Regions from separate parts of the Homo sapiens genome. Here region 1 is linked to region 2. A link is an interaction called in ENCODE POLR2A ChIA-PET data of the cell type or tissue named here. Cell type or tissue: OCI-LY7. All regions are shown on one strand. Each heading gives the region's core, and the rest is flanking DNA. Links, peaks and the distances in the headings are about the cores only. Region 1 has its middle 86 kb from the start of CHIC2. Region 2 overlaps CHIC2 (cysteine rich hydrophobic domain 2).

Evidence for each region. ChIA-PET counts read pairs that join two places held together with the same protein. Peaks named below come from ENCODE experiments on the same cell type or tissue, not always from the same donor. Only the 100,000 strongest peaks of a DNase experiment are listed, where the experiment ranks them.
Region 1: POLR2A ChIA-PET joins it to region 2 with 5 read pairs; 4 of 35 experiments call an interaction of 5 or more read pairs at or near these places.

Annotation. Positions count from the first base shown.
Region 1 is chr4:53,970,713-53,986,057 of GRCh38, forward strand. It overlaps the pseudogene RPL21P44. Among named protein-coding and RNA genes, the nearest start is that of CHIC2, 86 kb to the right of the region's middle. In OCI-LY7, for the core only: no CTCF peak of the experiment used is centred there; no DNase peak of the experiment used is centred there.
Region 2 is chr4:54,023,833-54,039,177 of GRCh38, forward strand. All of the region lies in intron 3 of CHIC2 (cysteine rich hydrophobic domain 2), which reads right to left. Among named protein-coding and RNA genes, the nearest start is that of CHIC2, 33 kb to the right of the region's middle. In OCI-LY7, for the core only: no CTCF peak of the experiment used is centred there; DNase peaks (open chromatin) are centred at 8,179 and 8,919; H3K4me3 peaks cover 1,944 bases; H3K27ac peaks cover 2,500 bases.

The sequences.
Region 1 (15,345 bases), core at 6,887-9,386, 54 kb before region 2:
GACGAGTTAGTGGGTGCAGCACACCAGCATGGCACATGTATACATATGTAACTAACCTGCACATTGTGCACATGTACCCTAAAACTTAAAGTATAATAATAAAAAAAAATGATAAAGGGGATATCACCACCGATCCCACAGAAATACAAACTACCATCAGAGAATACTATAAACACCTCTATGCAAATAAACTAGAAAATCTAGAAGAAATGGATAAATTCCTGGACACATACACCCTCCCAAGACTAAACCAGGAAGAAGTTGAATCTCTGAATAGACCAATAACAGGCTCTGAAATTGAGGCAATAATTAATAGCTTACCAACCAAAAGAGTCCAGGACCAGACGGATTCACAGCCGAATTCTACCAGAGGTACAAGGAGGAGCTGTTACCATTCCTTCTGAAATTATTCCAATCAATAGAAAAACAAGGAATCCTCCCTAACTCATTTTATGAGGCCAGCATCATCCTGATACCAAAGGCTGGCAGAGATACAACAAAAAAAGAGAATTTTAGACCAATATCCCTGATGAACATCAATGCAAAAATCCTCAGTAAAAGACTGGCAAACTGAATCCAGCAGCACATCAAAAAGCTTATCCACCATGATCAAGTGGGCTTCATCCCTGGGATGCAAGGCTGGTTCAACATACACAAATCAATAAACGTAATCCAGCATATAAACAGAACCAAAGACAAAAACCACATGATTATCTCAAAGATGCAGAAAAGGCCTTTGACAAAATTCAACAACCCTTCATGCTAAAAACTCTCAATAAATTAGGTATTGATGGGACATATCTCAAAATAATAAGAGCTGTTTATGACAAACCCACAACCTCCTTCTCTCCTTAGCTCAAATTCTTCACAAAGGTGAGGAAAGAGGCCGACTTGTCAGCATTAAGTACCCAGTGGGGCATCAGTAGACTAGTTCCACAGGGACTTCTATTATTAAGCCAGCTGGATTATCCTGCTCTCAGGGGCAAAGCAATTTCTATAGGAAGGGTTGGTGGTGAATCTTTTTTTCTCCTTTTAGGACCCCAGAAGAGCTAAGAGAAGCAAAATCCTCCGTCTGAAAGAGAGGTAGTTTTTGGCAGCCTATGGAAGCCTGAGTCTTCCTTCTATTCAGGTGTCTGGCTGGCTCCCCATCATCAGGAAAGAAGCCTCATGCTTCAAAGAAAATAAATCCTCAGAAAACTGAGCATCTTTTTAAAAATAGAATTTCCAGACCATTTGCAATTTGTAATATAGACTTGGGCTCTTTTGGAGAGGGGAAAGTGAACAAATTGTTGGGACTCTAATTGATACATGGATCGGCAGACATCCTGGAGGAACTTCAGCCTGTTGGTTTATCAGGTGGCTTGTCCCTTCTGCCTGTGATGGGTTTCTGGGAGGTAAGCAGGTGGTGGTAGTGACTGCGAGGCCACTTGTGGAGACTGTTGGCCAGTTATTTACAGATCATATGCAGGAGTATTTCAGGAATAACCTGAAGATTATGCCTTTGAAAATGTTAGCACAAGAGGTGTGTCCCACACTTAAAAAAATGTTCTTTGCTTTAAAATCTCTCTAAACTTGCTAGATACTGATAACAATTTGAATTGTTTATGTCAATATCAATTTTTGGTGGCCTTAATGGAAACTTCAGGGCATAATGAAGACTATTTGCAGATACATTGGGTTTTTTAATTAATATAAAATTAATTAAAGGAACACATTTTAATTCTAAAACCTAGTTTTCTTAAACCTTGAAGTTCAACATAGAAACCTTATTACTCCATTTATAAATTGAGTAGAGTTTAACCATCAGTTTCAAGGAAATTAAAGCTCTGTCAACTAAAGCTGCAGGAACTAACTTTCCCAAACACTTTCATTTACATATTGAGTTAATTAAATCCTGTTAAAAATTTCAAACTGCATTTACATACTTAATATACAGACCTTTTTTAGCACTTCAAATGCTTCTATCAAACAAAATGTTCTCAAATATATGACTCTAGCAAAATGTAACTATAGTAATGGTTTAGAGCCTTAGTAAAAAGGTTTTTAAAGGCCTCCTTATGCCTTTCAATTAAAAATTACAAATTAGACTCTTTAAATTGGGATAATTCCCTAAAAGGTGAAAACCTCCCTTACTAATATTTGAAATACCAAACAAATACATATTATCCTCAAAATCATAAAAATCTCTTCCTGACTTTACACAAAAATGCTAACCCTATAGATTTGATTTACTTCTCTACCGCTCTACTTTAAACCTTAACAAAATTAAAAGACAGATTAAGAAAATAGCTACACCACCCCAAACAAAAGGAAGTCACTACTTTAGTGGAACAAGCATTCATATTGGCCAGAGGTTTTTAGCTGAGGCATAAGATTTGATTCTCTCCATGGTAATGACCTGCAACACAGTGAACTCTTTTTATAGTTGCCATAGCAAAAGTGACTCCAAGTCCATGCCCTTTAGACATCACTGGTTTTACCTGGTTTCAAGATACAACCTTACCAGTCTATCGGCAACCCAGACCCTGCACCAGTTTGCTTACCACTTTATTCGCTAGGATAAAGAATATTTATGCTTGATTCCATCCTGAATGTTTTTCTTATTCTTGCATTCTGACTCACAAATATCTAAATGATACCCTATAAAATTCTGCATATCTCTCATCATTGCTGTAACTGATGGCCTCAAACCAAGCTGGTCCCCTTCACATGACCCAGCCAGTCTCACAACATGAGAGACGGTTGACACATGTTCTCTTCCTTTTCCCATTAGGTCCATCTCACACGTAAGTCTCTTTGATTGTTCCCAAAGGGATTGACCCAAGTTCAGACACAATAGATCAAGTGAGGTGTGGAAAGGGGCTCTCCTTTAAAGACTGCCTCTCAAACTGTAATGTACATATGTACCACTGAGATTTCATTCAAGTGCAGAATCTGATGCAGTAGGTCTGACCTGGGGCCCAAGACTCTTCCTTATGAACAATCCTGTGGCAACCCTGATCTGTTGGTCCTCAGACCACACATTGAATAGCAAGACTGCATAGTTGATGGTACGTGAACTGTAGGGTCAACTTGGCACCTCGATTCTATGAATTATGCAAGCAAACATCTTGTTTCCCTTCACTAAAGTCCTTCTGTCTCTTTTGTCAATCATTGGTCCTCAGCTTATATTTTTAATTTAAAAAAATTATTGGTGTAAAATTCACATAACATGAAATTAACCGTTTTATTTATTTATTTTGTAATTTCACCTTTTAGATACAGGGGGTGTAAGTGCAGTTTATTAAATGGGTACATTGCATGATGTTGTGGTTTGCGGTACAGATCCCATCACCCAGGTACTAAGTGTAGTACCCAATAGGTAGTTTTCAAACACACACTCCCCTCCCTCCCTTCCCTCCAGTAGTCCACAGTGCCTATTGTTCCCATCTTTATGTCCATGAGTACCCAGTATTTAGCTCCCAGTTATAAGTGAGAACAGGAGGTATTTGGTTTTCTGTTCCTGAATTAATTTACTTGAGATTATGGCCTCCAGCTGCATCCATGTTCCTTCAGAGGACATTATTTTTCCTTCTTAAAGGCTGCATAGTATTCCCCGGTGTATATGTACCACATTTTCTTTATCTAGTCCACTTCTGATGGGCACCTAGGTTGATTCCATGTCTTTACTGTTGTGAATAGAGCTGTAATAACATACAAGTGCATGTGTCTTTTTGGTAGAATGATTTGTTTTCTTTGGGGTATATTCCCAGTAATGGGATTGCTGGGTTGAATTGTAGCTCTGTTTCAAGTTCTTTGTGAAATCTTCAAACTTCTTTCCACAGTGGTTGAATTAATTTACATTCCCACTAACAACGTATAAGTGTTCCCTTTTCTTCACAGCCTTACCAGCATCTGTTATTATCTGACTTTTTAATAATAGCTATTCTCTGCAGTGAGCCCAGATTGCGCCACTGCACTCCAGCCTGTGTGAGAGAGTAAGACCCTGACTCAGAAAAATAATAATAAAAATAGTAATAGCCATTCTGATGCTGTGAGATGGTATCTTATTGTGGTTTTGATTTCTCAGCTCATTTTTTCACAAGTATTCTCTCTCTCTCTGAGACACACACACACACACACACACACACACCAGGTCCTTTTCCTAATCCTTTTCAAACCTGCCAGTGAGAATCTAATGCTTTAGTCACTTGAAAAGTACTCTGTATGCAGATTTGAAAAGAAGGCTATATAGAGAGAACACTGGGATAGTGCTACAGTTTGGCTGTGTCCCCATTCAAACCTCATCTTAAATTGTGGTTCCCATAATCCCCATGTGTTGTGGGAGGGACCAGTGTGAGGTAATTGAATCATGGGGGCAGTTATCTCCATGCAGTTCTCGTGATAGCGAGTGAGTTCTCATGAGATCTGATGTTTTTATAAGGGGCTTTTCCCCACCCTCACTCGGCACTTCTCCTGCTGCCATCATGTGAAGAAGGTTATGTTTGTTTCCCCTTCCGCCATGATTGTAAGCTTCTTGAGGCCTCCCCAGCCCTGGGGAACTGTGAGTCAATTAAATTTATTTTCTTTATAAATTGCCAGTCTCAGACACATTTTTACTAGCAGCATGAGAACAGACTAATACATATAGTAAACACAAACTTCAGCTATGTGTTAATAATAATGACCATTTATTATGTGCTGATTACATGTTTGTCACTAGAAGTATTTATCTCATATAATCCTACGAAAAAGGTATCATTGTCACATGTTAAAGGAAGAGAAAACTGAGGTTCAGAAAGGTTAAGTAACTTGTTTCAGGTCAAAGCATTAGTACATGACAGAGTGGCAGATGTCCACACTTCTTTGAAGCTCATCCCACCAGGCTGGCCTTGTGAGTAGCTTTAACTGATAGAATGTAGCAGAAAAGACTTCCAAACTTTGACCTCAAGAAGGCTGGTAGCTTCTGCTCTTGCCTTTTGAACACTGCTATCTCATGAACAAAATTAGGCTCACCTCCTTGAGGAAGAGAGACTTTACAGAGATAGAGGCCCAGTTATCCCACTGTGGCAGCCAAACCAGACATATGAGGCAAGTGAAGCTATGTGGGACCAACCATCCTTCAGCCTATTTGCAAGCTAACTGTGGACATATGAGTGAGCCCAGGTGAGCCATCCTAGGCTGAGCCCTGCCTAAATTGCCTACACATTATGGAAAATAAAGAGTTATTGTTTTGACCCAGTAAGTTACAGGATGGTTTATTATGGAACAATATACAACTGAGCTAAGATTTGAATTATAAGGAAGTCTAGCTCTAAAACTCTTCTGAGCCCAAAGCCATGATCCATCATACACTAACTCGTGGTCCATAACTGATTTTGGTCCTGCTTGTTCCTTTCAGAGTTCTAGCTCTAGACCTGGTATAATCCATATGTCACTTCTGATTTTTCTGTGCCTCCAACACCTTCACCACCCTTGGGCTGACTATCTTACCTTTCTTATCTTTGGGCTCCAGTCCTCCTTCAAGATTGCCCTAGGTGTCCTTTTTTGAGCTGTCTGCCTGGTAATCTGTATGTGGGGGTTCATGTTCTGATCCTGCTTGGGGTCTCTAGGAGACTGTTTCTTAAATTGTACTGTGCTTACACATCTAACGATTTTGTTAAAATGCACATTCTGCTTTAGGTGGTCTGGGGTAGGACCTGAGATGCTTCATTTCAAATAGGCTCCCAAGGTGATACTGACGCTACTTGCCAAAGGATCACACTTTGAGTAGCAAGGCTGTAGGCTACTCTGCAAAGAAACTATTTCACTGCTTCCTCATTCACATAAATAATAGTCATAGCTGATGGGGATCATGGCTGGATTCTTCAGCCAAAGAGGGAGTCTCAGCTGTGCATTTATCAGTGACCTGCATACTTGCCAGTTTAACCCAGGGAACAATGTTAAATGGAGGAAAAGATAAAAGATAAAGATTCAATTTTCAAAGTATTCATTCAATAATACAACAAATATTTACCAAGCATCAATGCCAAACCACTATGTGGTAGCATCTAGGTAGGAAACCTCAGGACATCCTCTTCTGAGGGCTTGGATCACGTAAGAAAATACCATTTTATAATGGGATGTCCTTTCTCTAGTCACCTCACAGCCCCCTGAACTAATTAGCTGAACTCTTTGAGCTTCATATATAACGCTGACTGAAACAATTTGTTTGTAATGCAGCAGTTTGAGTTTGGGAACCAGTGTTACGTTTGCAATGTAACAGTATGGTTAGTGTTTAGTTATCTGTACATAGGTGAATGATCAATCTTGAAAAGTATATGCCTTGGCAGCCCAACCCCTTTCCTAAGAATCAGAGATACATTGGTGGGGCGCAGTGGCTCATGCCTGTAATCCCAGCATTTTGGGAGGCCAAGGCGGGCAGATTGCCTGAGGTCAGGAGTTCAAGACCAGCCTGGCTAACATGGTGAAACCCCGTCTCTACTAAAAATACAAAAATTAACCAGGTGTGGTGGAACACACCTGTAGTCCCAGCTACTTGGGAGGCTGAGGCAAGAGAATTGCTTGAAGCTGGGAGGCGGAGATTGCAGTGAGCTGAGATCGTGCCACTGCATTCCAGCCTGGGTGACAGAGCAAGATTCTGTCTCAAAAAAAAAAGGATCAGGGATACACATGATACTTGTAGGTAACTCTGTAAATAGGGCTAGATAGGTGACTTATTTGATCTGAATCCCTACATTCTTTGCTTCAGGAGTCCCCCCTCGAAAGAGAATGTCCTGGAGCTCTCCAGATAGATACCACCACATACTGTTTGGCATAGGTGTCTTGTGAATATTTATTGTATTATCGAATGAATGCCTTGAAAACAGAATCTTTATCTTTTATCCCTTTTCTCCTTTTACCTGGTAAGTCCTTCTAAGACAAGTGCTGTCTCAGCCCTGACTAGATGAAGGACTCAGTTTCCCTAGGGACCAATCAGCTACAAGAACCACTCCACCTTCCTCTACATCAACACACGTGCCTGTACCTGGAATGGTGAGAAACTGTCATTCTTTTTTTTTTTTTTTTTTGAGACAGAGTTTTGCTCTTGTTGCCCAGGCTGGAGTGCAATGGCGCGATCTCAGCTCAAAACCTCCACCACAAGGGTTCAAGTGATTCTCCTGCTTCAGTCTCCTGAGTAGCTGGAATTACAGGTGCCAACCATCACACCTGGCTAATTTTTGTATTTTCAGTAGAGACGAGGTTTCACCATGTTGCCCAGGCTGGTCTCAAACTCCTGACTGACCTTAGGTGATCTGCCTGCCTCGGCCTCCCAAAGTGCTGGGATTACAGGTGTGAGCCACCACACCCGGTCCGAGAAACTATCATTCTTAACTTCTCTCTCCTGCCAAGAATCTACCTTTTTCCTTTTCTTCTAGACCTCACAAGGAGAGGGATGAGAGCTTGCTTTGTTTTACCCAGTCCTGGGTTTGCAGTGCAAAGGCCTACTTCTGGAATGATAAACTTCATCTTTAATTAGTCTAACACAGATAGGATCCAGAGAAGCAATGTGGTGTGAGACAGACAGGGTCCCTCCCCTCGAGATGGCCCAGTGAGAGATGGAGACAAGCTGTTGGGCACTACAGGTATGGCTACTACAATGGGGGAACACAGTATTCCTCTGAGCATTTAGGAAGGCACCCACTCTTGTTTTGGGAATGGGATTGGGGTGGGAACAGGAAAGGCTTCCCTAAGAAGTTATCACCTAAGGTGGATATTAAAGAATAAATAACAGTTAGCCAGGCAAAAAGGAAGGAAAGGGTGGTAAGAGAACATCCTGAAAGAGAAAAGCCATTGTGTAAAATAATTTGAAGAACAAGTCATTAATTCAAGTGGCAATGGTAATTTGAGATATGCAAAACATCCTATTTCTTAGTATTTGAGATTTTGCTCCATCTTTTACAATTGTGCTTACTTTTAGAAAGTGAATTCCATAGTGGAAAGCTTCCCTGAGGAATATGTGATAATTGGACAAAGCTTTGCTGACATTTACCTTTGCTGCATCTACAAAGAAATAATTTGCTGAGATAACTAATAGAGCAACCAAAAGCAGATGTACCTAATCTACTTCAAGGACACTTTTTTTTCAGCATTTTGTAAGCACACTAAATGCAAATTATATTATGCATAAAATTAAAAATCAACCTCATCTAGTCATCAAAACAAGTTGTGGCTTAACATCTACCAGGAAACAGCCACTATAAAAATAAATTTGAATTTAATTACACAATGCAGCTTTTTAAAAGCCCTTTCCTTTTAACTTTGTATTAAGTTGTATTAAGTTAGCCTGACCTTCTTGTAATTTATCTCACCTCCAAGGTTTCACCAAATTTGATAGATGCTGAATTACCTGTGACTGACTTATGTTTTTTGTTAGCTTTGAATATGAAAAAGGAAGTTTCCAAATTCTTTTGTTAGTATCGGTTTAAACAGGACTATAATAATCAATCAAAATAAGCTCATTTATTAACACAATTTGAGTATCCCTTTTCCTAAATACATAGGATCAGAAGAGTTTTGGATTTGGGATTTTGGGGGATTTTGAAACATTTGCATATACATAATGAGATATGAGACCCAAGACTAAACACAAAGTGCACTTATGTTTTGTATATACCTTATTCACACAGCCTGAAGCTCATTTAATACACTATTTTAATAATGCGCATGAAACAAAGTTGTGTACACTGAATCGTCAGATGGCAAAGGTGTCATTATCTCAGCCACTCATGTGGACAATCTGTGGTTGTTTGACATCATCCTCATTCCTGACTTTGAATTTATATGCTACAAATTAACAATCATTTTCACTTATTCACACATAAGTACTTAACAGTAAAAAAACAACATCCCATTAATACAGTTAAAAAATAGTATGTTCAGGATAACTCAGCAGCACAGTAGCTTCACTAGAACACCTGCATCAGCTGCTAAACAACGGTAGCAACGAATAACAGCAGGCTTTCAGCCTCCACCTATGATGCTGTGTTGTGATTAAAAGGTTACTGTCCACTGTGTTTTATATTTTTAGGTGAGAAGAAACATCAGAAGAAGTCGAAGGACCAGGAAGTGGGTCTTCTAGGGACTAGGAGGCATTCTGCTGAATGGCTTTTAAAAATGTTTCCTCTAGACTCTTCTGCCTCATTAACAACGGTTGCTGTCTCAGAAGTCTCTTTGATTTTGTAAACTGTCATGATTTCTCGTTCTTGAATGAATGCACACTGCTCTAGTCCTTCAATAAGCCCATCACACATTTTCACCATGTTGTCTATAGGCACTTTTTCTGTAGTGTTAACAAAATCAAATTTATGACTATTATGACAATTACCTTGATTCAGAACCATTTTGGTTATTCTACCATCAGGTGGTGAATGAACAACTGGAGCCTCATTATCGATGTCAAAAATTTCTTCAGGCTGGGCATGGTGGTTCACGCCTGTCTTCTCAGCACTTCGGGAGGCTGAGGCAGGCGGATTGCTTGAGCCTAGGACTTCGAGACCAGCCTGGGCAATATGGAGAAACCCCATCTTTGCCAAAAATACAAAAATTACCTAGGTGTAGTGGCGCGCACCTGTAGTCCCAGATACTTGGGAGGCTCAGGTGGGAGAATCCCTTGAGCCCAGGAGGTTGCTGCTGTTGTGAGCCATGATCACACCACTGCACTGCAGCCTGGGCAACAGAGTGTGACCCTGTGTCAAAAACAAAACAAAACTTCTTCAATAGGCCGGGCATGGTGGCTCACACCTGTAATCCCAGCACTTTGGGAAGCCGAGGTGGGAGGATCACTTGAGGTCAGGAGTTTGAGACCAGCCTGGCCAACATGGTGAAACCCCATATCTATTAAAAACACACACAAAAAAATTAACCGGGCATGGTGGCATGCACCTGTAGTCCCAGCTACTTGGGAGGCTGAGCCACGAGAATGGCTTGAGCCAGAGAGGCAGAGGTTGCAGTGAGCCAAGATCAGCCTGGGCAACTGAGCAAGACTCCATCTCAAAAACCCCAAAAATGGCAGGGCGTGGTGGCTCATGCCTGTAATCCCAGCACTTTGAGATGCTGAGGCGGGCAGATCACAAGGTCAGGAGTTTGAGACCAGCCTGGCCAATACTGTGAAACCCCATCTCTACTAAAAACACAAAAAATAGCCAGGCATGGTGGCGGGTGCCTGCAGTCCCAGCTACTTGGGAGGCTGAGGCAGGGGGAGTCCCTTGAACCTGGGAGGTGGAGTTTGCAATGAGCTGAGATCGAGCCACTGCACTCCAGCCTGGGAGACAGAGCAAGACTCTGTCTCAAAATAAATAAATAAATAAATAAATAAACCCCCAAAACGAAAAAACTTCTTTAATATAAGAAGAAAGTAAAAAAACTTCTTCCAGCTTCACTAATGGACTCCAAAGGTATATTTTTTGCATATGTAAGAAGGCCAGACATCATTTTTTTTCTCACTTGACATACAGAATCATTCAAACTTGTCACCTTGCTCGTCATCATCACTGAACACAGTTGCAGGCCAGAAGTTGTGCCAGACATGCCCAACCATGTGTTTAGTCATTGTGTTCCAAGCACTGGCAATAGCATATATAGTATCCTTCAGGCTAAACTCCTTTTGAAAACTTTCCACAGCCACGCCTCTGTTCACTATTGCTAGCATGCTGTTCAAAAAGTTTATTGATCTAAGGATAGCATGGTCATATGGCTAAATTAATAAAGTTATCTTTGTGAGAAAGTATATGACATAAACATTTCTGCTGAGGATCTCAGGTGAAGGATGAGCAGAACAGTTGTCAAGGAATAACAAGATCTTGGAGTGGACATCCGGTTCAGCTTTTCTGCAGTGTGCATGAACCACTGGTACAAAATATTTGAGAAACTGCCAGAAAAAAATGTCCTTGGTGATCCATGCCTTTTTGTTGGCATAATAATGGACTAGTTAAGAAATTCACTCCTTGTAAACATCAAGTATGCATGCTTTTGCCTATCACAGCAAGTTTACACTCTGTGTGGCTGTTGCATTAGCACATCCCAGCACAGTTATTCTATCCTTAGTATCCTGAATTCCTACAGGAGCTGCCTCATCAGCTGTAGTCAGAGTCTTTCTGGGGTAATAATGCCAAAACAGAGATGTTTCATCAGCATTATAGACTTTTTCTGGGATAAGACTCATCAGCAATGACCTTGTCAAACTGATACACTTTTATGTGTTTTATTTTATTTTGTTTTTTATTTTTTAAGAGACAGGGTCTCACTCTGTCATCCAGGTAGGAGTGCAGTGCAGTGGCATGATCAGAGCCCACCGTAGCCTCAAATTCCTGGGCTCAAGTGGTCCTTCAGCCTCAGCTTCTGGAGTATCTAGGACTACAGGCATGAACCACCACCCAGCTAATTTTTTTTAAAAAGATTTGTAGCAATTGGGTCACCCTATTTTGCCCAGGCTGGTCTCAAACTCCTGGGCTCAAGCAATCCTCCTGCCTCACCCTCCCAAAGAGGTGGGATTACAGGCATGCGCCACTGCATCCAGCTGATGCTGGCAAACTCATCAATGAATTGCTCCGCTGCTTCACGATCAGCAGAAGTTTTATCACCACAAATCTTTAAAAATTTAATGCCATATCTATTCCTAAATTTCTGCAACCAGCCTATTGACTAATCATAGTTCTCTTCACTTTTCAATTCATCGTGACAGATCTTTGCTTGTTTCATGATCTACATACTATGAAGTGGCATGTGTTTGTTCACTGCAACACTGACAACCCACTCTTTCAATACATGATTGAGGTCTTTATTTTTAGCTTTATGCAGTGTTTTTCTATTTTTAATTAACTTCTATTCATCACTTTCAGCATAGAACTTCAACAGTCCTGTTTCTTCATGTCATACAGGGTGGTCATTCTAACACCACACTGCTGTAAGATGATTCACACTTATACCACTGTCCAGTTTGTCCAATAGCTTGACTCTCTGTGCTATAGATAAATATTCTTCCTCTTTCTCTTACCACTGTTACCCATAGGGGTATCTGTAGGGCTTTTTGGTATTTTCAACAATATCTTTACAGAGAGTAAGCAAAAATAAAGTAAGTAATGCACGTGGGTCTTGGTCCCATGTAGGGCATCATGGGGAACCTGCTGTTTGCATATCTGGCCTGCACACATGCCATGTTATTACCTTTTGTGGGTGTGCTTGCATGAAGGAATCTGGGCATGCCTAGAAAATATACATCACAATTAAAGGGCCTGGGAGGGTGTTTCTTTGCTCGGGGACACTGAAGGAATTGTGTGTTGTGCATCTGTGTTTTGACTTCGACTCATCACGTGAGGTCAGCTGTGAAGTTTTCCACTTGTGGTGTCATGTCAGCACTCAAAAAGTTTCAGATTTTCAAGCATTTTGGATTTGGGGTTTTCATATTAAGGATGCCCAACCTCTTTATTCAGTTGTCTTATGGGGAATTGAGTCCAGTGAAGGGTATCAAGGAATCATAAAATGTTGAGCAGGGAAGTAGTTCAGAAATTTCCAAACTCAAAGTCCTCTAGAGAGATGAAGTATTTCCCCTAAGTTCACGATGCTTAGTGAAAATGTCAGTACAGGTTCATCTTTTTTTGTTGCAATTCTGAAATCTCAAAGTCGAAATCTTAAAATCCAAAGTTTTGTTTTTTAAAAATTTAGTGCCTAACTTATACAGCAAAACGTGCCCTACACCAACATGAGGCTATCCATCCTACTTAATATGAATATTCATACATTTTCCTGAAGACACGCTGATGTGCTGGATTACAGAAAACTTTCCAGGACCTCCATGGAGGTGTATATACACCATGAAGCTTTTCTACAGTCTGAAGAATTCTAAGTTACAAAACAAATCTGGTCTCAAGGGTTCTGGATAACAAGTTTTATGAATCCCTAATAATAGTCATTAATTACTGGGCATTTGCTTTGCACCACATATTGTCCTACAATTTTAGATGCATTTTCATAACTTTGATTTGACACATTCCACTCTGACCTCACCTGCTATCTTTCCAGCTCACTAATTCTATTACCCCAATTCCAAACCTTTTAAACCAAGGGTCTCTCCACCATTGGTCCTTCTCCCACTTCACACTTGAGGTCCTATCTTCTCTTTATAATTACCTGACTTAAATGCTTTGGTCAATTATTATGCTGTAAATACTCACTTCAGAATCCCTCAAATCCCTTGCCCTTCTCTGGCTTTGACTTATTTGTTTAGCAAAACACAACCCTAGTGAAACCCACCTCTTTCCCTGCACTGGAATGGTTGAATATGTCTGGTGAAAACCATGCTGACTGATCTCGTTTTGAGTTCATAGTCATTAACCCTTAACTGGGCCCTTAATGCTGCCTGGCATTCATAGCCAGGCATGAGGTTCACAGCAGGATGAGGTTCCCCTCATCCATTCACTCTCCTGTTCTCCTAGAGAACAAGCTCATACTTCCTTCTTCCCCTCAAGAATACTCCTTTCCCCACTTACTCTTAGGTGATTACTATGCTACCTATTTCTCTAAGAAAAGTGAGAGAAGCAGAAGAAAACCTCCACAGACTCCCACAACCACATACTCTCCTACCAGTCACTGTACCCACACTCTCAGCCTTCCTGCCTAGTCCCTATGAAAACTCCCCATGAGTCCCTGGCACCAACCCCTCTCATACTCAAGCACATTCTCCTCTTTCCTGCATCGTCAATTTTCACCCAATCATTCACAGAGTTAGATCAACAACACAAACCTCCCATAGCCACCCACCCACATCAGCAATCTGTTAAATGATTAGTTAGACGGGCTCCCCCATTTCACACCAAGCTCTGACAATAGCCTCAAGGTCCTATACAACCTGATCTGCAGTTACTTCACTTCTGCCTCTCCAACCACTCTGTCTTCTTTGATCTTTGCTGTCAAACATGCCTGACATACTCCTGTCCTCTGGCCTTTGTAATGGCTCTTCCCTTTGCCTTGAATCTGCTGCCTCTAGATATCCACATGGCTTACTCCCTCACCAGCTTCACATCTTTGCTCATGTTATCTTCTCAATGGAGGCTACCCTGTCTCCCCTATACAAAATTGTAACCCACTACCAGCCTCCCATATCCCCCAACCCTGTCTTTGGAACCCTTACCCTGCACTGCTATTTTCTTAGCACACAGAACTTCTAACATATTAATATATTTTCTTATGGTTATGGTGTTTTATTTGCTTCCCATCCCCCTCCCCTCACTAGACTGTACATGCCACAAAGGATCTGTATTCTGTTCACTGACATATCCCAAACACCTGGAACAATGCCTGACACATAGTAGGCATTCAGTCCATGCAGAATGAATGTCATAGTTTAAATTTCACAAAAATCTAATGTGTTAGGTTTTATATTATCTTTATTTTATATATGAAGAAACAGACTAAGTTTTAAAAATAGGCCCATGGTCAAGTTACAAGAAAGGGAGACAGCCAGGAGCCCAGTCTTCCTGATTCCACAGTCTACTTGCTAAATGGCCAGGCCATGTGGCCTCCCTACAGTGCGCTTGCCTCAAGGTTTGGAATAAACATGTTGAACTGCATCTACCGTCAATAAACCATCATCAAATGCCACAGAAGTTTATTGTGTCCTCTTGGGGTACATGACAGCTTGGTAGTTTTGATCTAACATCAAATTCTACTCAATTTACTTCCTGACTCCAGAAGATAACAGGTCCAAAAGCTCATCTATTCTAGGCCAAAGAGGTTGGTTTCATTCATGTATCTTTTTTTTTTTTTTTTTTTTGAGACAGAGTCTCACTCTGTTGCCCAGGCTGTGTGCAGTGGCACGACCTCAGCTCACTGCAACCTCTGCCTCAGTCTCCTGAGTAGCTGGGATTACAGCAGTGCACCATCATGCCTGGCTAATTTTTGTATTTTTAGTAGAGACGGATTTTCACTATGTTGGCCAGGCTTGTCTCAAACTCTTGACCTCAAGTGATCCACCCCTGCCTCAGCCTCCTAAAGTGCTGGCCAGGCTGGTCTAGAACTCCTGACCTCAAGTGATCCGCCTTGAGGTCACTTGGCCTCCCAAAGTGCTGGGATTACAGGGGTGAGCCACTGCGCCTGGCCATTTATCCACTGATTCATTCATTTATTGAGCACCGACATGCTGAGGGTATCCTGTAGATGGTTGATTTGGATGCAGTCAGTAAACCAAATTTCTCTTCTTGAAACTACCATGAAGGAAAAAATGCCCACATCATTTTTGGAACTAAATCCACAGATGAAAAATCATCTTTTCTCTAACTGCATCAGAACTAATGCTACTCCCTCCAGCTCAGGAAGAGCCTCCTATCCCAG
Region 2 (15,345 bases), core at 7,741-10,240:
TGCACCACCGTGCTGTTATATGGGCTGAAAGAGGTTTCCTCACCGTGCAAGGGTCCTCCATCATTAATTCCTCTTTAATAAAAACTCTTCTCAAGGCCGCTTTACTTCCAAAGGAAGCTGGAGTCATTCACTGCAAGCAAGGGCCATCAAAAGGTGTCAGATCTCATCGTTCAGGGCAACGCTTATGCTGATAAGGTAGCTAAACAAGCAGCTAGCGTTCCAACTTCTGCCCCTCATGGCCAGTTTTTCTCCTTCTCGTCAGTCACTCCCACCTACTCTGCCACTAAAACTTCCACCTATCAATGTCTTCCTACACAAGGCAAATGGTTCTTGGACCAAGGAAAATATCTCCTTCCAGCCTCACAGGCCCATTCTATTCTGTCGTCATTTCATAACCTCTTCCATGTAGGTTACAAGCCGCTAGCCCATCTCTTAAAACCTCTCATTTCCTTTCCATCGTGAAAATCTATCCCCAATCCACCACTCTTGCCTCCCTCTTGGAGTGGATAGATGATCTTTGCTGACAGAACACACTCCAATACTTTCACCCTGATGAAGTCTTATTCTTTACTTTTATACTCATTCTTATTCTTGTTCCCGTTCTTATGCCACCCACTACCTCTCCCCAGCTATCTCTATCACACTATCAATCGCACTCACTCTCTCCTAGCCATTTCTAATCCTTCTTTAACAAACAATTGCTGGCTTTGCATTTCTTTTTTCTCCAAAATCACCGAGGCCCTGACTTACTCACTGCTAAAAAAAGGGGACTCCGTATATTTTTAAATAAAGAGTGTTGTTTTTCTGTAAATCAATCTGGCCTGGTATATGACAACATAATAAAACTCAAGGATAGAGCCCAAAAATTCGCCAACCAAGCAAGTAATTATGCTGAACCCCCTTAGGCACTCTCTAATTGGATGTCCTGGGTCCTCCCAACTCTCAGTCCTTTAATACCTGTTTTTCTCCTTCTTTTATTCAGACCTTCTAACTTCTGTTTAGTTTCTCAATTCATACAAAACTGTATCCAGGCCATCACCAATCATTCTATATGACAAATGTTTCTTCTAACAACCCCACAATATCACCCCTTACCACAAAATCTTCCTTCAACTTAACCTCTCCCACTCTAGGTTCCCACGCCGCCCCTAATCCCGTTCAAAGCAGCCCTGAGAAACATCGTCCATTATGTCTCCATACCACCCGCCCCCCCAAAATTTTTGCTGCCCCAACACTTCAACACTATTTTATGTTATTTTTCTTATTAATATAAGAAGACAGGAATGTCAGGCCTCTGAGCCCAAGCTAAGACATCATATCCCCTGTGACCTGCACATATACATCCAGATGGCCTGAAGCAACTGAAGATCCACAAAAGAAGTGAAAATAGCCTTAACTGATGACATTCCACCACTGTGATGTTTCTGCCCCACCTTAACTGATCAATGTACTTTGTAATCTCCCCCACCCTTAAGAAGGTTCTTTGTAATTCTCCCCACCCTTGAGAATGTACTTTGTGAGATCCACCCCCGCCCACAAAACATTGCTCCTAACTCCACTGCCTATCCCAAAATCTGTAAGAACTAATGATAATCTCACCACCCTTTGCTGACTCTCTTTTCAGACTCAGCCCGCCTGCACCCAGGTGAAATAAACAGCCTTGTCGCTCACACAAAGCCTGTTTGGTGGTCTCTTCGCACGGATGCATGAGACACTTAGGACCAACAGGTAGAAAAGGGGTAAAGGCCGGGCGCAATAGCTCACGCCTGTGATCCCAGCACTTTGGGATACCGAGAAGGGCGGATCACTTGAGCCTAGAAGTTCGAGACCAGCCTGAGCAACATGGTGAAAACCCATGTCTACAAAAATTACAAAAATCAGCCAGGTGTGATGGTGCTGCACACATGTGGTCCCAGCTACTTGGGAAGCTGAGGTGGGAGGATCACTCGAGCCTGGGAGGTCAAGGCTGCAGTGAACGTGTCACTGCACTCCACCCTGGGCAACAGAGTAAGACCCTGTCTCAAAAAAAAAAAAAAAATAGGAATTGTTTTAAAAAACAAGAAGAAAGGGGTAAAAGAAAATCACCTGCTGATGGATGATAACACAACTGGAGAAACAAGAAGAGATAAGGAACCAGCATTTGTGGATCCTCACTTTGGGTCTGATCCCATGTTGTGTCTTGCTTTTATTACCTTACTTAATCTGCACAACAAGCCTATATGGCGGCTTGGACTACTTTCTTTTTACATATGAAAACTAAAGCTTACAGAGGTGAAGAAATGTAAATCTATACTAGGAAATGATGGAGCTCGGATCTGAAACCAGGATTAAATGGCCTTCAATTTCCTGTTCTTTTCATCATGCTATAGAACTATTATAATACTATCACAAAAAAACAATTTTTTTGTTTTTTTTTGTTTGGCTCACACCTGTAATCACAACACTGGGAGGTGGAGGTGGATGGATCACTTGAGGTCAGGAATTTGAGACCAGCCTGGCCAACATGGTGAAACCCCAACTCTACTAAAAATACAAAAATTAGCCAGGCATGGTGGTGTGCACCTGTAGCCCCAGCTACTTGGGAGACTGAGGTAGGAAAACTGCTTGAACCCGGGAGGTGGAGGTTGCAGTGAGCCAAGAGTGTGCCACTGCACTCCAGCCTGGGTGACAGAATGAGACTCTGTCTCAAAAAAAAAGAATTTTTGTCAAGAACTTTTCTTTTTTACAGATATGTTATGGATATTTTACAGATATTATTCTGAGATGAATAAAGGAATGGCCCTAGTATCCATCTACTAAACAAAGCTGGAAAACAGAGATAATAAATCTTTATACACCTCCTCCTCTGCCCTTCACCTTTTTTATTTCCTAGTATGCCAAACTCTGACAGTTTTTGTCTTTTAAGTTTCATTTTAATCTGTTTACTTCTCTTTCTTGTCTACTTTTATGCCTTTCTCTTCTTGACTAATGCAGTCACTTCACTAAATCCACCCTTCTTCCTTTCACTTTAAAATCTTAATGGTTTCATTTCAATTATATTTTACATACATTTGTTGTTAATTTCAAGGCCATTCATGATTTTATAATGAAAAATTTTTGTAAATCGAACTTTTTTACAGATATTATCCTGAGACAAATAACATATGTATGACATGCAAGTTTTCTTAGCCACTAACAAGGCTATCGGCCTTGAATAATCAACTTACTCTAAAACTATGATTAATGTGTTCAAGAAAAGAAAGTAGAAAGCTGGATGAAAAAACGAAGAATTTCAAAAGAAAACTGGAATCTATTTTAAAAAACAGCAAATGGACACCCTAGAATTGAAAAATACAGTATCTCATATTAAAAACTCAGGTCACAGAAGATAGGTGCAAATCCTTCTATAAACCACCACACCAATACTATGTTCTAAATATTTACAGAGAAATGAATGTCAGCCAGCTGTTGACAAAACACATTTTCTAAGCATTCTAGCATATCTTTACAGTGCTACCTCTGCATTTTTAAGGCTCAAAGTTTACATTTTTATGAGTATCCTCTTTTATGATGAAAACTTAGTAATGCGGTTTAATTTTAATTAAAAACAAATTGTCACTAGTGTTCATAATAATGGCAGTAATTTACATAAGAATCTGTTTAAGTTTCAAGGCCAAAGCATTCTTTAAAATGGAACTGCAGTAAATGTATTCATCTAGTTATGAGAAATCTTTTATGCAGGACCCCTTTTGTAAAGGGACTGAAATAAGATTTCAAAAAGGTCAAACCTATTTCATTATTCTGTATCTTATAATGGGGAAGATAGTGAAGAAGGGGCAAGAAACCACAAATTAAATGCCTAGGGCTAGATAAAGAAAACCCAGTTCTTTCATTCAGAGTTCCTGTCCCATCTTTACTGCATGGGACATGCACTCATTACATGTCATTCTCAATCTCTCTAAAAGTAAATACACAAGTTTCAAGAAAGGATCTAATACTAGAAGAAAAATAACTTTACCAGAAGTCATGTAAACTTATTTGCTAGGGAGTAGGAACCTAATAAATAACTTTTCAAAGACAGGATGTTGATTTTCATTTGTTTTTATAAAAGCAAAACAGAAGCAAAGGCAATATATCAACTCTTGGTTGTCCAACTATAACTTTGTATAAAATCTGCTTAAAATGTATATTTTTCTCCTATACCCACTTTACCTGCTTTACAGTTTCTTTCCTTTACTGTTTGTGTCTTCAAGAAATACAAACTTATTTAAATATTAAGAAAAAATACTTACAAAGAAAAATCTGCTAAACAACTAAAGTACTGCAAAAGTTAATATAATAATGCTTGGATATTGTTACCATTTATCAATCAACTGGACAAATTAGGTAAATTATAACCCATAGGCCTGAATTTCCTAACTCATGAAATCTTTTAAATTCCTTCCAAAGCTCTAAAACCTCTCTCTCTGCTGGTAGGTATAAAGTCAAATTTTAATAATAAAAAATAGCTTGATTTTTGTAGCTCTTTAAAATAGCAGGAAAAGCATGAAATTTTGAGCTGTAAGATTGGAATTCTAGTTTGGCTTAACTTTATAAACTGGGAGATCTCAAATAGGTTACTTGACTTCTGAGCCTCAGTTTTCTCATCCTTAAAATAATCTGAATATCTGATTTGTAATTTTGTAAGAATACAGTACATGTAAATTGATTAACTCCATCACTGGTAAAGAGTGAGTAAGGACTCAACTTTCTGATGTTACCATGATATTTTCCACATAGGGTGTTATGAAGATTAAATTAAAAGAGAATGTATGTAATGTGCCTTGCTAATAGCCGGTATACAATAATTATCTTTCTCTTCATTTGTTCCTTGTAGTCTATTATTTCATTGCATATCAACACATATTTTCCATTTTATAGCAAAATCTTTCAAGTTAAACATCAGGAATTTAGCCATTTGGAATAACTGGTATTATAAACTAAGTGTTTCTATCTTAAATTACATTTAAGTAGGTGCAAAAGTCAAACATCGACTGGGCGCAGCGGCTCACGCCTGTAATCCCAGCACTTTGGGGGGCCGAGGTGGGCAGATCATGAGGTCAGAAGATTAAGACCATCCTGGCCAACATGGTGAAACCCCGTCTCTACTAAAATACAAAAAATTAGCCAGGCGTGGTGGTGTGCACCTATAGCCCCAGCTACTCTGGAGGCTGAGGCAGGACAATCACTCGAACTGGGGAGGTGGAGATTGCAGTGAGCCAACATCGCGCCACCGCACTCCAGCCTGCTGACAGAGCGAGACTCCATCTCAAAGAAAAAAAAAAAAAAACAAAAGTCAAATATCAAATATGATGTGAAAGGTTTTATTAAGTGTAAAAGAAAGATGTTTCTGATTTAAATACAAACCATAACTCAAGTTTGTTTCTCTAAATTTACTGGACAGAAATTTCTCTATGTTCTATTTTATATTGCTAAGTCTATCACTGTACATTAGAACAGTATAAACATCCTCTGCACAAGAAAGATCAGGTTCCTGAAAAACCTCTGGAATAAAATCATATGAAAGACAAGAAATATAGGGTAATGAAGATTAAGACCATTATTGACCACATGAATATTTGTTATATTTACCAAAATAAGGCAAATTGAATAGCATTCTAAAAAAATAGCATTGATTTTCCACATCTTCAATCAATAACAACAGCAGTTATAAGACTACATTTCATTCATCATTCCTTGTTCACTAGAAATTACTTTGGATTCTCACTTCACTAGAATTTCAATATAATTTCAAATTTGTTCTGCCTTGTTGCAATATCTGTATTATGTTGTTAGAGGTATTTTTCTTTATCTGATTCTTCATCTAAATGTTTCTTTCTCATTTTATGACTCAGAGTTACTGACTATAAATGGTCAATCCCAAACACAGAGTAAATCAGTTCTGAAAGTTTTGGATAATTTTTAATACATCGGTATAACTGAATAAGGATATTTTATATTCCTCCCATATACCAATATTCTTAGCTTTCTGCTTATGATTCCCCCAGGTTCACTTTCCTTTGAATTTCTTTAAGTCTTACAAAGTTGCATTCTAACTTAAAAACAAAACTTTACTATTCACTTCTCCCATTTAGATTCTCAACACTACTATACCCCTAACCAGAGTAAGTCACAATTATTGGATAACTAAACTTGAACTTGAGAGCAAAGATATTCAGAAGAAACATAAGTAAACTAGAATCTCAACTAAAAAAAAATACAGTGAACTGGATTACCATTTATTTGTATGCATACAAAATACTTTACATGAGAGAAATACAGGCATCTTAGCAAAGGTTTCAAAAACTAAATAGCAATTATCTTTAAAAAAATTCAGAAAAGAAAAAACCTAAGAAACCTATATTAAAATATTTATTACAATGATGGCCAGGTGCGGTGGCTCATGCCTGTAATCCCAGCACTTTGGGAGGCCGAGGCTGGAGGATTGCTTGAACCCAGGAGTTAAAGACCAGCTGGGGTAACCCAGAGAGACCTCATTTCTACAAAAATGTTTTGTTTTAAATTGGCCAGGCATGGTGGTGTGTGCCTACAGTCCCGCCTACTTGGGAGGGTGAGGTGGGAGAATCACTTGAGCCCAGGAGGTCCAGGCTGCAGTGAGCCATGATCATGCCACTGCACTCCACTCTGGGCAAGAGAGTCCCTATCTCAAAAGAAAAAAAAAAAAAAATATATATATATATGTATACACACACACACACACACATATACAATATATAAATGTATAAATCTATATTTATAAAATATATAAATATATATACACACATATATATATGTTTATATTTACTAAAATGCTAATTTTTTTTTTTTTTTTTTGAGATGAGGTTTTGCTCTTGTTGCCCAGGCTGGAGTGCAATGGCACGATCTCGGCTCACTGTAACCTCTGCCTACCAGGTTCAAGTGATTCTCCTGCCTCAGCCTCCCAAAGTGCTGGGATTACAGGAATGAGCCACCGCACCTGGCCTAAAATGCTAATTCTTAGGCTTTAAAATAAAAATTAACATTGAGAATTTTTTTTTTTTTTTGAGACGGAGTCTCACTGTCGTCTAGGCTGGAGTGCAGTGGCGCAATCTTGGCTCACTGCAACCTTTGCCTCCGCCTCCCAGGTTAAAGCAATTCTCCTGCCTCAGCCTCTTGTGTAGCTGGGATTACAGGTGCATGCCACCACTCCTGGATTCTTTTTAAAGCATGGAAATAGAAATAGTTTATAGACCTACAAAGCTCAATTTTCAGACGATTACACATTTTTGGAACTGGAAAATATGTGAAAAATCAGCTGGCCTGTCCTTTGCTCAGATTAAAAGGAAAGGAAAAAAAAAAAACCTAACGCTGAGAGAGGTTTTAAGCAACTCTCTCAAGGTCACCCAGCTTCAAACATTGGTTTACTATCCTTTATACTGTATCACACTGCTCCTACAGCAGTAGGAGCTCCTATTACTTATTCTAAAAGGCAAGATGCTTCTATTTATCAGGGAATCTTCTTCTTATTAGTAAGCACCATATCTTATGCAACATTATGATCTTACTAATGCCAGGATTTTAAAGGCCAGATGAATACATTTATTCAACAAATATTTATTGAACACCAAGTAGATGCTAGGCACTGTGACAGCACTGAGGATACAGTAGTTAAGAAGACAAACACTGAGAATAATAATACTAAAATGATAATAACAGTAACTACATTGAACTAAGCACCTACTATGGGCAAAATACTATATTAAGTAGCCTAGATGTACTTGCTTTTTTTTTTTTTTTTTTTTTTTGTGAGACAGAGTCTCACTATGTAGCCTTAGGCTGGAGTACAGTGGTGCCATCTCGGCTCACTGCAACCTCCACCTCCTGGGTTCAAGCGATTCTGCTGTCTCAGCCTTCTGAGTAGCTGGGATTACAGGCACGTGTCACCACGCCCAGCTAATTTTTGTATTTTTAGTAGAGACGGGGTTTCACCATGTTGGCCAGGCTGGTCTTGAACGCCTGGTCTCAAGCAATCCACTTGCCTCGGCCTCTCAAAGTGCTGGGATTACAGGAGTGAGCCACAGTGCCCAGCCCACTTGCTCTAATTCTTAAAACAACACTACAAAGAAGGGTTTAGAGTGAGTGGTTTGATAAGTGTCACAGTCCAATCCAGCTAGTTCTAGCACCAAAATGCAAGTTCTAGCCACCACATGTTACAGGCCACTTCCCTATTCCTAAATGAATGATTTCCTGATACAATTTTAAATATAAATAAAAGCACAAAGGAAATGAAAATATGCAATATTTTTAATAAATCCATATAGGGACCACTTTTAGAAAGTGGCATAATTCTGGTTAGCATATCTAAAAGAGTAAAGCATTTTTATAAAGGAGATAAGACAACTAACAAGGTTAAGAAGTTGGTGTATCCTCTCCCTCCCCCTCCCCCTCCCCCTCCCTCTCCCTCTACGGTCTCCCTCTGATGCCGAGCCGAAGCTGGACTGTACTGCTGCCATCTCGGCTCACTGCAACCTCCCTGCCTGATTCTCCTGCCTCAGCCTGCCGAGTGCCTGCGATTGCAGGTGCGCGCCGCCACGCCTGACTGGTTTTCGTATTTTTTTGGTGGAGACGGGGTTTCGCTGTGTTGGCCGGGCCGGTCTCCAGCTCCTAACCGCGAGTGATCCGCCAGCCTCGGCCTCCCGAGGTGCCGGGATTGCAGACGGAGTCTTGTTCAAAGTAAATTTCAGAGAAAAATACAGGTCAATTTTATAATGATAAAGAGGTCAATCACAAAAATCCTGAAAATTTATATACCTAATTACAGAGTGCCAAAATACATACAGCATAAGCTGCATGAATAAATACACAAACCCAAAATTATAGTCAATCCATAGAAATGCATTTAAGGAACTGAGAAACTGCCAAAAGTGGAAGTACTATTATTTTATGATCTCACACTACTGTAGGATAGATTCTGCTCTGCTACATACTTGTCAACATTTAGTATAGTCTTTTAAAGAGCTGGGGTATGTGTCCCCTCTAAATCTCATGTTGAAATGTAATCCCCAGTGTTGGAGGTGGGGCCTCGTGGAAGGTGATTGGATCATGGGGGCAGATAACTTCACAGGTTGGTGCTGAGTTCTCTCAAGATCCGGTTTTTTAAAAGTGTGTGGCACCTCTCCCAACCCCCTTGCTCCTGCTCTGCCATATGAGATGCCTGCTCCTTTTCATCGTCCACCATGATTATAAGCTGAGTCCTCCCCAGAAGCTGAGCAGATGCCAGTGCCATGCTTCTTGTACAGCCTGTAGAACCATGAGCCAATTAAACCTCTTCATTATAAATTATCCAGTCTCAGGTATTTCCTTATAGCAATGCAAGAACAGACTAACATAGTCTTTTTAATTTCAGTCCTTCTAATAAGTATGTAATGTTATCATTATGGTTTTAATCTGCATTTTTCCTAATGGTTAGTGATGTTGAGCATCTGAAAAAATGCTAATTTTTCATTTACATATCTTTTTTGGTGAGGTGTCTGTTCTAAATTTTTGCTCAATGTTTCTTGAATTGTTTTCTTATTGTTGAGTTTTGAGAATTCTTTATATATTCTGGACAAAAGTATCTGCTTTGCAAAGATTTCTCCCAGTCAGTAGTTTGTCTTTAAATCCTCCAATAGTTTTCAAAAACGGAAATTTTTAACTTTTATGGAGTCCAATTTGTCTGGTGTTCTTTTAGGGATTGTGCTGCTAATGTTATACCTAGTAATTCTTCCTAAGCCCAGGTCACAAGGATTTTTCTCCTATGTTTTCTTCTAGAGTTTTATAGGTTTAGGTTTTACATTTTGAGTTAAACTTTCTATTAATATACGGTTTAATGTACAGATTGAAGGATTTTAAAAATATATATAGGCATTTAATTTTACCAATTACATCTCTTTAAAAGACTGTTCTTTCTTTACTGAATTGCCTTTCCACCTTTGGTGGAAATCAGTTCATAAAGGGGTCTATTTTTTGGCTCTGTCTCTTCTGTTTATCTGTTTGTCTATCTTGATGCGAGTACCACACTACTTTGAGTATTGTAGCTTTATAATTATGTCTTGAAATTGGGTAGCGTTGGTTCTCCAACTTTGTATTCCCTTTTCAGAGTTGTTTTGCTTTTGTAGGTTGTCTGTATTCCATATGAATTTTAGAATCAGTCTGTCAATTTCTAAAAAAAAAAAGTCCTGCTGGGAATTTAGTTTGGATTGCACTAAATCTATGGATCAGTTTGGAGAAATTGGCCACTTAAAAGTATTTCCTCGCCAGACGCGGTGGCTCATGCCTGTAATCCCAACACTTTGGGAGGCTGAGGTGGACAGATCACCTCAGGTCGGGGGTTCGAGACCAGCCTGACCAATATCAAGAAACCCTATCTCTACTAAAAATGCAAAATTAGCCAGGCATGGTGGTGCATACCTGTAATTCCAGCTACTCGGGAGGCTAAGGCAGGAGAATCGCTTGAACCTGGGAGGCAGAAGTTGTGGTGAGCTGAGATCACACCAATCCAGTTCAGCCTGGGCAACAAGAGCAAAACTCTGTCTCAAAAAAAAAAAAGTATTTCCTCTTCTGACACAAGAACCAATATTTTCCCCCACTTACTTAAGTCTTTTAAGTTTTTTTCTGAGTGGTATTTTGTAGATTTTAGTGTGTCTTATATATGTTTTTTTCAGCTTTCTCTGTAAGTACCTAGCATTTTTATGCTACTTAAAAATTGTTTTTCATTTTAATTTTTTATTTTTTGTTGATAGGGTATAGCTTTGCTAAACTCACCTGTTAGTTTCAAGAGTTTCTTTAAAGATTCTATTGAATTTTCTTCATAGACAAACATGTCATCTGCCCATCAAGACAGTATTATTACTATACTTGTTGCTTTTTCTTGCCTTACTGCCCTGGCTAGAATCTCCAGAATAACATTGATTAGTAGTAGTGAGAACATACTCTTGGCTTGTTCTTGATCTTAGAAGAAATGCATTCAGACCTTCATTATTAAGTGTCATGTTAATTGTAGGGTTTTTGTAGATGTCCTTTATCAGCTTGAGGAAGTTTTATTCTATTAGGCTGTGAGAGTGTTAATCAAGTATACATGCTGGATTTTGTCAAATGCTTTTTCTGCCACTTTAGAGATTGTTGTGTGGTTTTTCTTTTTAGTTTAGAAATATGTTGAGTTACATTCATTGCATTTTTGGATGTTAAACCAACCTTACTTACCTTCCTGGGAAGGACAATGTACTTGGCCATGTGTGTCTTTCTTTTCATGTTTTTGTTGGACTTGATAGGCTAAACGTCTGTTTAGAAGTTTTATATCTATGTTCATGAGGAACATTTTTCTGTAGACTTTTCTTTTAGAATATCTCTGTCTGGTTTTGGCCTCAGGGTAACGATGGCCTCATAAAGTGAGCTGGGAAGGGTTCTTTTCTCTTGATTTTCTAGAAGAGTTTGTGTAGAATAGGCATTACTTCTTCCTTAAATTTTGTAAGAATACACCAGTAAAGGCATCTGGGCCTGGAATTTTCTTTGTTGGAAGTTTTTAAATTACAAATTCAATTTACTTAATTGATATGGGACTTTTCAAGTCATCTATTTTATCTTGGTTAAGCTTTACAGTTTTTGTTTTTCAAGGAATTTGTCCACTTTAAGGTGTTGAATTACAGGCATACAGTTTATAGTATTCATTAATCATTCTTTTACTATCTTTAAAACCTCTTAGTCTCATCACCTGTTTCATTCCTGAAACTTAATTTATCTCTTTCTTTCTCTTTTCCCCACTCTGGCTAGAGATTTATTAATTTTATTGATCTTCTCAAAGGTTTGATTATTTCTATTGATTTTATGCTTTATATTTCATAGGTTTCAGTCTGACCATTATTTTTTTCCCCCTCCTTACTTTGGATTTAATTTGCTCTTGTTTTTCTAATTTCTTAAGATGAAAACAGAGGTCATGGATTTGAGGCTTTCTAGTGTAGACTTTCAGTGGTATAAATTTCCTTCCTTGAACACTGCTTTAGTAGTATGACACAAATTTTGACATTTTGTGTTTTAATCTTCATTTAATTCATTCTGCTTTTAAATTTCCCTTTTGATTTCTTTGACCAATGAGTTATTTAGAAGCATTTTATTTAGCTTTCAAATATTTGGGAATTTTCTAGCGATTTTTCATTTACTGATTTTTAATTTAATTTTATTGTGGTCAGATAACCCACTTTGTATGTTTTGAATCCCTTTAAATTTATTAAGACTTGTTTAATTACTTTGAATAAGAACTATCTCAGTGATCTGTATGTACTTGAAAAGAATGTGTATTTGCCTATTGTTGGTTAGAGTGTTTTATAAATGTCAATTAGGTTAAGTTGGCTGACATCTGTAGGGATTTTCTGTCTACTAGTTCTATCAGTTATCAAGACAGTGGTACTAAAATCTCGTTAGGCTGTTCTTGCATTGCTATAAAGAAATTCCTGAGACTAGATAATTTATAATGAAGAGGTTTTATTGGACAAGCTGTACAAGAAGCATGGCACTGGCATCTGCTCAGCTTCTGGGGAGTACTCAGGGAGCTTATAATAATGGTGGAAGATGAAAGGCAGCAGGCATCTCATATGGCAGAGCAGGAGCAACGGGGTTGGGGGAGGTGCCACACACTTTTAAAAAACCGGATCTTGAGAGAACTCAGCACCAACCTGTGAAGTTATCTGCCCCCATGATCCAATCACCTTCCACGAGGCCCTACCTCCAACACTGGGGATTACATTTCAACATGAGATTTAGAGGGGACACATACCCCAACTCTTTAAAAGACTATACTAAATGTTGACAAGTATGTAGCAGAACAGAATCTATCCTACAGTACCATGAGATCATAAAATAATAGTACCTCCACTTTTGGCAGTTTCTCAGTTCCTTAAATGCATTTCCATGGATTGTCCCACAACCACAAAAAAAAAGAAAGGAAAGGAAGCTAAACATACACTGACATATGACCAAGGCATTCCACTCAGGAATTTTTACTCAAAAAAAAAAAAAGTGTATGTCCCCAAAAAGACCTGAACAAGAATATTCACAGCAGCTTTATTTATACAGACCAAAATGTCCATCAGCAGGTAAATAGATAAACAAATGTGGCATATCCATATAATAAACATTATTCAGCAATAAAAGGGAATGAACTACTGATGCAACAACATTGTTGAATCTCAAAATCATAGTAAGTAAAAGAAAAAGGGGCTGGCCAAGCACGGAGGCTCACACCTGTAATCCCAGCACTTTGGGAGGCTGAGGCGGGTGGACTGCTTGAGCTCAGGAGTTTGAGAGATGAAACCCTGTCTCTACCAAAAATACAAAAATTAGCCAGGAGTGGTGATGCGCACCTGTGGCCCAAGCTACTTGGGAGGCCGAGGTAGGAGGATGAGTGGAGCCTGGGAAGTCTGGGAAGGCTGTAGTGAGCCATGATCATGCCACTGAACTCCAGCCTCAGTGACAGAATGAGACCCTATCTCAAAAATAAATAAATAAAAAATAAAACAAGAAGACAAAAAAGAATGCACATTGTATGATTTCATTTAGATAAAACTCTAGAAAAAGCAAATTAATCTATAGTGCCAGAAAGCAGATCAGCACTTGCACAGGGAAGTTTCTGGAAATGATGAGTATGTTCACTATCTTGATGCACACAAGTGTATCAAAACTCATCAAATAATATACTTTAAGTATGTGTAGTTTATTGTATGTCACTGACACTTCAATAAAGCTAGTAAAATATAAATAAAAGTTTTGAACATGCCATTACCAAAATACACTGTATTCAAGGCTGTAAAATAAAACACATTTAAAAGAACTGATATCACACCAAGTATATGCTTTAACAGTAATAAAATTAAACTAGAAATCAGTAACAGAAGAGTTTCTGGTAAATCTCCAAATATTTGGAGGTTAAACAAACTTCTTGATAATCCATGACTCAGAGAGAAAATCACAAATACTTTGAACCAAAAGAAAACAAAAATACTATATAAAAATGTGTAGGATATAGTCAAAACAGTGCTTTAGAGGGAAAGAGCATTAAATGCTTATACAAGAAAAAAAGAAAAGACAAATCAATGACTTCTACCTTAAGAAACTAAAAAACAAGAGTAAATTATATCCAAAGCAAGGAGAAGAAATAATAAAAACAAAAAATCAATGGAAGTGAAAACAGAAAAACAACACAGAAAATCAAGAATAAAGCAAGGAGTTTGCTCTCATCACTCCTATTCAGCATTTTATTAGAACTCCTACACTGTGAAAAAGAGAAGGAAAAGAAAAAGTACACAGATTGGGAATAAAACTGTCATTATTTTCTGACAACATAGTTATCTCTGTAGAAAATCCCAAGGAATCTACAAAAAAGTTCCTGGAATTTAATAAGTGAATTTGGCAAGGTTGAAGGACATGACGTTAATATGCAAAAATCAACTGTATTTTATGTACTAGCAGTGAACAACTGGAAATCAAAATTTAAAAAACAATACCATTTACAATAGCGCCAAACCCAAAGAAATACTTATGTATAAAGCTAATAAAACATGAGCATAATCTATATGCTACGCAAAAAACTACAAAGCTCTAACAAAAAAAACGTCAAAGACCTAAATACATGGAGACTATGTCATGTTCTTGGTTTAGAGGACTTAATATTGTTAAGATGTCAATTCTCTCCAATTCATCTGTAAATTGAATGTAATTCCAATCAAATACCAGTGTTTCTTATAGATATTTGACAAGCTAATTCTAAAATTTATAAAGAAAGGTAAAGAAATTAGAACAGCCAAAACAATCTTGAAAAATAAGAAAAAAATTGAAAGGCTCAATATACCTGATTTCAAAACTTACTATAAAGCTACAGTAGGCTGGACACAGTGGCTCACATCTGTAATTCCAGCACTTTGGGAGGCCGAGATGAGAGAATCGCTTGAGCCCAGGAGTTCGAGACCAACCTGGGCAACACAGCAAGACCCTGTCTCCTTTTTAATTAAAAAAGAAAAAAAAGCTACAGTAAACTAGACATTATGATATTTAATCAAGATAGACATACAAATCAATAGAACAGAATAGAGTATGGAAAGAGACCTACACAGGTATTGTTGACTGATTTTTGACAATGTACAATGGCAATTCAAGGGAAAAAGGATAGTCTTCTCAACAAATGGTACTGGAAAACCTAGAAAGTGATATGCAAAAAAAAAAAATTTCACCCATACCTCACACTCATATAAAAACCTGAGTCAAAATGGGTCACACACCTAAAAGTAAAGAGATCACAGGAGAAAATTTTCATGACCTTGG